Regions from separate parts of the Homo sapiens genome. Here region 1 is linked to region 2. Evidence: chromatin loops called from intact Hi-C (ENCODE). Cell type or tissue: OCI-LY7. All regions are shown on one strand.

Evidence for each region. A loop is a pair of places that touch in the nucleus more often than their neighbours do. Peaks named below come from ENCODE experiments on the same cell type or tissue, not always from the same donor. Only the 100,000 strongest peaks of a DNase experiment are listed, where the experiment ranks them.
Region 1: a loop joins it to region 2, with 4 times the contacts of the local background. A loop is called at or near these places in 1 of 110 quality-filtered maps.

What each region holds. Positions count from the first base shown.
Region 1 is chr20:50,797,711-50,801,710 of GRCh38, reverse strand. All of the region lies in intron 1 of BCAS4 (breast carcinoma amplified sequence 4), which reads right to left. Among named protein-coding and RNA genes, the nearest start is that of BCAS4, 4.6 kb to the right of the region's middle. RefSeq lists enhancers at 1,381-1,490, 2,031-2,090, 2,111-2,220, 2,721-2,800. In OCI-LY7, no CTCF peak of the experiment used is centred here; DNase peaks (open chromatin) are centred at 1,250, 1,610, 2,626 and 3,000; H3K4me3 peaks cover 4,000 bases; H3K27ac peaks cover 4,000 bases.
Region 2 is chr20:51,458,679-51,462,678 of GRCh38, reverse strand. The region is part of intron 5 of NFATC2 (nuclear factor of activated T cells 2); the gene reads left to right. Among named protein-coding and RNA genes, the nearest start is that of MIR3194, 7.7 kb to the right of the region's middle. RefSeq lists an enhancer at 1-77. In OCI-LY7, no CTCF peak of the experiment used is centred here; DNase peaks (open chromatin) are centred at 1,088 and 1,618; H3K4me3 peaks cover 1,772 bases; H3K27ac peaks cover 3,058 bases.

The DNA.
Region 1 (4,000 bases), 660 kb after region 2:
TCTTGCTGGTCTCGCCCAGTGCCTACAGCAGAATGGCACAATGCAGGTTTGCCATACAATTTAAGGAAGAGGCCAGGTGCGGTGGCTCATGCCTGTAATTCCAACACTTTGGGAGGCTGAGGTGGGCAGATTGCTTGAGCCCAGGAATTCGAGACCAGCCTGGGCAACATAGCAAGACCCCATCTCAAAACAAAATTTAAGGAATAAATATTGGAACTACATCTTTGAGACAGTAGACCATACCCTGGAGTCCCCCTAAGAGACTTTTTTGTTTTTTGTTTTTGAGACAGAGTCTCACTCTTGTCACCCAGGCTGGAGTGCAGTGGCACAATCTCGGCCTCACTGCAACTTCCACCTCCCGGGTTCAAGCAATTCTCCTGCCTCAGCCACACAACTACCTGGGATTACAGGCACCTGCCACTACGCACAACTAATTTTGTATTTTTAGTAGAGACAGGGTTTCACCATGTTGGCCATCCTGGTCTCGAACTCCTGCCCTCAAATGATCCACCCGCCTCGGCCTCCCAAAGTGCTAGAATTACAGGCATGAGCCATGGCGCCCGGCCCCCCATCACAGACTTCTAATCCAGCATCCCAAACTTGAATGCCCAAAGGGGACCAGCAGGTCACAAAAGGATGCGACATGTTAGGAAGTTTCCCACAGGTGTGCCGTGTTTGCAAGTTGGATGTAACATTCTTAGCTTCTGCAAAGAAAACTCCTCTCCCACATTTTTCTTGAAACTCAAGGCCATCTTTGGCTAATTTACATTTTTCTACTTTTGTCCAGGTACAGAGTTTGGAGAAATATTTCTCTTTTCTCTCATCCTGACTATAGAAAAATCAAAAGTTCGCCAGGCGCGGTGGCTCATGCCTATAATCCTAACACTTTGGGAGGCCGAGGCAGGTGGATCACCTGAGGTCACAGGTTCGAGAGCAGCCTGGCCAACATGGCGAAACTCTGTCTCTACTAAAACTACAAAAATTAGCCGGGCGTGGTAGTGCATACCTGTAATCCTAGCTACTTGGGAGGCTGAGGCAGGAGAATCGCTTGAACCCAGGAGGCGGAGGTTGCAGTGAGCTGAGTTTGCGCCACTGCACTCCAGCCTGGGTGACAAGAACAAGGCTGTCTCAAAAAAAAAAAAAAAAAAAAAGGGATGTTCAAACCAGAAAGAGGGGTGGCAGGGAACTAGTTGAACAGAAAACCCGAGGCCCTGGAAACAGTAACTCACCTGCCAACCCAGCTCAAGGCACCGCCCCTCAGCAGCTCCTCCATCTGGGGAAAGCAGTGTGAAGTCCAGGCAGAGCTTGTGCCCCTTCACTTGCCCCATCTCCTGCTGCTCCCCCTCCCACCAGCTGCTCTTCTCTCCATCCCCCAAAAACCCCCTGCTTCATCCCATCCCAGGGCTTTTGCAAGAACTGTTCTCTCTGCCTGGGATATTTTTCTCCTCAGCCAGCCAACTCCTACTCAGGCTCAGGGCTCATCCTAAGACAATGCTGCCTCAGGGAAGACCTCCATGACTGCACCCAGACAATAACCTTCTATTCACCCTCCTGAGTCTCTATGCACACACAGGTGCCCTATCTCACATCCGCCCATGTCTGTGCTTTGTAACATTCATTACAGTTTAGAGGTTTTGTTACGGTTTCATTTTGTTTTGTTTTTTGAGATAGGTCTCACTCTGTCGCCCAGGCTGGAGTGCAGTGATGCGATCTCAGCTCACTGCAACCTCCACCTCCCAGAGCCCAGGTGATCTTCCCATCTCGGCCTCTCTAGTAGCTGGGACCAGGGGCACATACCACCACGCCCAGCTAATTTTTGTAGAGACGGGATTTTGCCATGTTGCCCAGGCTGGTCTCGAACTCCTGGGTACAAAGGATCCGCCCACCTCAGCCTCCCAAAGTGCTAGGATTACAGGCGTGAGCCACTGTGTCTGGCCTTGTTATGTGTTTATTGTCTGGCAGTGCCACAGGGGAAGGGCCTCATGTGTCTCACTGCCTGTGGCGTCCCCAGCTCCAGGAAAGACTTGGCACATACCGAGGCTGAAGGTGCTGAATGAAGCAGGCCCCACTTCACAGGGAGGCCCAGGCCCCCTAAGGCCGGGGTTGGCTGGACTGAGATTTCTGCTGCTCCATGGAAGCGGCAAAAGTGCCCCCGGGAGACAGGCTGGTTGGGAGGAGGCTGCTGTCCAGGTCTGTTCGCAAACTAGGTTTTCCTTTTCCTGCTCATGTGCCCACCTGGAAACTGTTCCAGCTTGGGGATCTGGTAATGAATTAAGCTTTAAAAGTGGAGGCTGCATGTGACTCTGCTCTGGCGCAGTTTCTGTTTCTTTTGGTAAATAAACTTCAACAAGTGCTTTCAGTGGGTTATGGCTGCATGGAGCTACAGGGAGTTGGGGCTCTTTATTACAAATCCCTTACAAATGAGCATAAGCAAACCCGTGACTGAGTTAAAGACAGCCCTGAGTGAGAAAATGAAATGAATACACGCAGTTTCTCTTAAAGACTATTCCTAATAGAGACAAAATGAAGCTGGGGCTTAGCCACTGGGCACAATGACATGTCGCTGCTGAGAGTAAGGGAGAGAAGGAACAAGAAATGCACTCAGGATGCTAAAGGCAGTGAAAAGTCGCAGACAACCTAAATGTCTGTGCCTGAGTCCCTGGGACACTAGACCAAAGTATGCTTGGGGAGCGTGGAGCCTCCCCCAGGACCCTGCCTGGCAAAACGCACCAGCCCTGAACCATTTATGAATGATTCATAAATTACGGTCCATCCACATGAAGTCATTTATGCCATGAGAGCCTCTGTTTGCTGACCTATAAAATCAACATAACACCATCCCAGTCACCAGGTCACTGCCGTGACACAATGACATAAGCCATGAACACAGTTTAGCAAACTGGTGCCACACAGTATGTGCTCAGGAATGGGAGCAATTACTATTTCATCATGGGACACTAGGAAGGCAGAGGGTGACGGAGACCTAGGCTCTCCAACATGGCAGCCACGCGTCTCATGGGACTACTGAACACTTCAAATGTGCCCAGTCCAAGCTGAGATGGACTGAAAGTTCAGTATCAAAAGCCTGATTTTGAAAACTCAGGACAAAGAACAGAATGTAAAATTTCATTAACTTTGTACTAGTGATCATATGTTGAAATATTTTGGATATGCTTTTTATTTTTATTTTTTTATTAACTAGAGACGGGGGCCTCACTATGTTGCCCAGGCTGGTCTTGAACTCCTTGGGCTCAAGTGATCCTCCAGTCTTGGCCTCCCAAAGTACTGGGACCACAGGCGTAAGCCATTGCTCCTGGCCCAGATATACTGTTATTTTAAATATATTGAAATTAATTTCACCTGTTTCTTTTCTTTTTTAATTCTTTTGGGTTTTTTTTGTTTGTTTGTTTGTTTTGAGACAGAGTCTCACTCTATTGCCCAGGCTGGAGTGCAGTGGCATGATCTCGGCTCACTGCAACCTCCACCTCCCAGGTTCAAGCGTTTCTTATGCCTCAGCCTCCCAAGTAGCTGGGATTACAGGCTCATGCCACCACATCTGGCTAATTTTTGTATGTTTAGTAGAGACAGGGTTCCACCATGTTGGCCAGGCTGGTCTCAAACTCCTGGCCTCAAGTGATCCGCCTGCCCTGGCCTCCCAAAATGCTGGAATTACAGGTATGAGCCATGGTGCCTGGCCACCTGTTTCTTTTTCATGTGGCTCCTAGAACACTAAAAATTGCGTAGGTGGCCACGCACAGTGGCTCACACCTGTAATCCCAGCACTTTGGGAGGCCGAGGCGGGCAGATCACCTGAGGCTAGGAGTTCGAGACCAGCCTGACCAACATGGAGGAACCCTGTCTCTACTAAAAATACAAAATTCGCTGGGCGTGGTGGCGCATGCCTGTAATCCCAGCTACTCGGGAGGCTGAGGCAGGAGAATCGTTTGAACCCAGGAGGTGGAGGTTGCGGTGAGCCGAGATCACACCATTGCACTCCAGC
Region 2 (4,000 bases):
GCCCAGTGAGGTTAGTGCTGTGATATTCCCATTTTATAGATGAAAAACAGAGGCAAAGAAATTAAGTGTCTTGCTCAAAGTCCCAAAATTAGAATGTTACTTTTACGTGTGAACCCTAAATTGCTTCTTGGTGTGGGCGTTTTATAATATTTTTAAAAATGTGTATATGTTGTGCCTGCAATCTGTAGTCTTTATAGCATTTGTAATTGTCTGCTATTTATTTTTAGTTTTTTGAGACAGAGTCTCGCTCTGTCATCCAGGCTGGAGTGCAGTGGCGCGATCTCGACTCACTGCAACTTCTGCCTACCGGGTTCAAGCAGTTCTCCTGCCTCAGCCTCCCAAGTAGCTGGGATTACAGGTGCGTGCCATCATGCCCAGCTATTTTTTTTTTTTTTTTTGTATTATTAGCAGAGATGGGGTTTCATCATGTTGGCCAGGCTGGTCTCAAACTCCTGACCTCAGGTGATCTGCCAGCCTCAGCCTCCCAAAGTGCTGGGATTACAGGCATAAGTCACCCTGCCCGGCCTGTTATTTCTTAAATTTAAATTTATTTTTATTGTTGAAACAGAGTCTTGCTGTGTCACCCAGGCTTGAGGGCAGTGGTGCAATCTCAACTCACTGCAACCGCCACCTCCCAGGTCAAGCAATTCTCTTGCCTCAGCCTCCCAAGTAGCTGGGATTCCAGGCACGTACCACCACGCCCAGCTAACTTTTTTTGTAGTTTTAGTGGAGATGGGGTTTCACCACCTTGGCCAGGCTGGTCTCGAAGTTCTGACCTCAAGTGATCTGCCCACCTTGGCCTCCCAAAGTGCTGGGATTACAGGGGTGAGCCACCACACCCAGCCTGTCCGCTGTTATTAACAGAAACTGCCCTCTCTGTAGGAGCGAATTTCTCTAACCAGTCTCTCCTGAGGTTCTTGGATAGATCGTAATTCTTGGCCACCCGGCTTGACGGCGAATTTCAGATAGTCAGGCAATAACTTCCCATTTCCAGGCCTACTTGGGCGATGTGGGGGAACCCTGTGCCGGTGTCAGTTTTCTTCGCTGAACCTTTGCGGTGGCTGCTGCTGTGCTGCAGGTGGGCACAGTTGCAAGACAAAGTCAACACCCAAACTGGTTAAACCAACAGCGTCCTGTTGATTCAGAGCTCATAAAATACAAGAGCCCCCCCAAGCCACTTTATGACGTGCCAGAATCCAGGGGCAGGAGGGAAGCCTGGGGAAGTCACTTTGCAGGGGCCACCTTGAAGCTTAAGCTGGAGCAGAGGTCAAGACTTCACCCGCAGGCCTGAGCCAGGCCCTCAAAGATGACTTTAAAAGCAAGGTGCCTGGTTTGGTTGGAAAACTGCAGGCTGTGCGGTTTGGATTGTCTGCAGTCTCAGAAATGAATGGGAGAAAGGGGGGCTGATGAGGAGGGTGGGTGCAAGCCTGGGAGGCCCACTGGGCTTCCTTAGAGCCTCCCACCCACCCTGGACCTGTCACCCCAATTAGCAGCCATAGGTGATGGAGGTTGCATCAGAGAGCAATAGAGAAGTAGAGCTCAGGAGGGTAATTTGGGCTGCTGTGCGCTGGCTTCAGTTCCTCTTTCAAAAGCTAATTGCTTTGCCTCTGGGTTCTCTGAGGACTGGGGCCTGCCCTGGAGGAGTTCCCCGTCCTCAGGTGGCCTCTTAAGTGTGGAACTTGGCTCTTAAGCAAACGTGCGTGACAAGTCACCCGGAAAGATTGTTAAAATGCAAATGTCTGGCCTCTGCCCGAGAGATTGGGGCACAGAGGGTGAGGGATGTGGCCTGGGTATCTGCATTTTTATCTAGCACCTTCTGACCCTGCGTTGCTGGGGGAAGATTCTGCTACAGGTGACCTGAGAGCCACACTTTGAGAAACACTGGCAACTGGGGTCAAGAAACCTGGGCCAGGCGTAGTGGCTCATGCCTATGATCCCAGCACTTTGGGAGGGCGAGGCGTGCGGATCGCCTGAGCTCAGGTGTTTGAGATCAGCCTAGGCAACATGGCAACATCCAGTCTCTATTAAAAAAAAAAAAAGAAGAAGAAACCTGGGTTATGGCTCAGGATTCACCGAGAACAGCAGTGACCACAGAGGTGACCTGTGTACACACATGCATATGTTTGGTACATATATGCTAAAATATATAAGACAACAATGTCTATGGCTGGCACATACAGCCTCTCAGAAGCTACAGCTTTTAGTGTTGCTAACCTTGCTGACCCATGTTTATTAAGCCAGACACGCTTTTGATGAACTTGTTTAATCCTCGTAATGACCTGTGAAGTGGGACTGTTAACAGCCCCATTTTACAGATGGGGAGACTGAGGCTCAGAGCTGTGAAAACCCCTACAAGGATCAACCAGGGGGGTGTCCAACACTATAGCCTTAACCAAGAGCACGTGCTGCCCTTCACTGAAGCTGAGCTCTGAGCATCTGTCCTCTCCTCTCTAGATGGGAGTGATAGTGTCTTCCTTGCTGTAGGGCTATGATTTAAGGGTTTAAACAAATAAAGTGTTGTGAAAATAACTTAGCAAGAAAAAGAGGGGCATTTTTGAAAGTCAACGATAGCAAAGACCATCATGTCTTGAGTTGTTACTGTGTGCTAAGCATGGGCTGTTTTGTCTTATATAGGATATTTTCTCCTATTGTGGTAAAATACACATAAAATTTACCATTTTAGCTATTTTCAAGTATGCAATTCAGTACATGAAGTACATTCACAATATTGTGCAACTACCACTACTCTGTAGTTGCAGAACTTTTTTTTGTTTTGTTTTGTTTCTTTGTTTGTTTTTTTGAGATGAAGTCTTGCTTTATTGCCCAGCCTGGAGTGTAGTAGCGTGATCTCGGCTCACTGCAACATCCGCCTCCTGGGTTCAAGCGATTCTCCCACCTCAGCCACCCAAGTAGCCGGGATTACAGGTACATGCTACCAGGCCCGGCCAATTTTTGTAGTTTTTAGTAGAGATGGGGTTTCACCATATTGGTCAGGCTGGTCTCGAACTTCTGACCTCAGGTGATCCACCTGCCTCGGCCTCCCAAAGTGCTGGGATTACAGGCCTGAGCCACTGCGCCCAGCCAAACTTTATCATTTTTGCTGAGGAAACTGAGGCACAGAGAGCTGCCACTCGAAGGCCACACAGCTAGTAAACTATGAAGACAGAACTTGGACCCGGACAGAGTGACATCAGGCTGAGAAAACCCCATCTGGCCTGCAGAACTTTTTTTTATCACCAGAAAAAGAAACGCCTCACGTATTAGCAGGCACTGCCCAATTTCCACCCCCCAGTGAGCCCCGATCTGCTCTCCGTCTCTCTGCGTTTGCCTGTTCTGGCCGATTGATATAAATGGGATCCTATGCCATTTGTCCTTTTGTGTCTGGCTCCTTTCACTTCACTTAATGGTTTCAAGGTCCACCCATGTCATGGCATGGAACCAGCACTTCATTCCTTTTCATGACTGAGTAATATTCTGCATGGATAGACCACGCTTTGTTTATCTGTGTATCCATGCATGACCATTTGGGTTGATATTTGATATTTTACCATCTATGTACTGACTGCGTCCATATAGTCATATGCAGGGTCTTGTACTGCTTGAAGCAGACCCGTGAGGGCAGGTACTGTTGTGACCTTACAGAGGAGGCATCTGTGACTTAGGTGAAGTGACTTGCCCAGGGTCACAGAGCAGGGATGGCAGATGCAGGACTCAAAACCATGGCTTTCTGACCCCGGAGCCCAAGCAGCAGTTAATGATGTATTCTCTTGCAGCTCCCAGGGCCCTGTATTACCCTGCAGTGATGGTACCACAGATAAAACCTGGCTGTGGCCTCTTGTAATCATTTGAAGATTTTTTTTTGTTTTTGAGAGGAGTCTCGCTCTGTCGCCAGGCTGGAGTGCAGGGGCGTGATCTCTGCTCACTGTAACCTCCGCCTCCCCGGTTCAAGCAATTCTCCTGCCTCAGCCTCCCGAGTAGCTGGGACTACAGACACATGCCA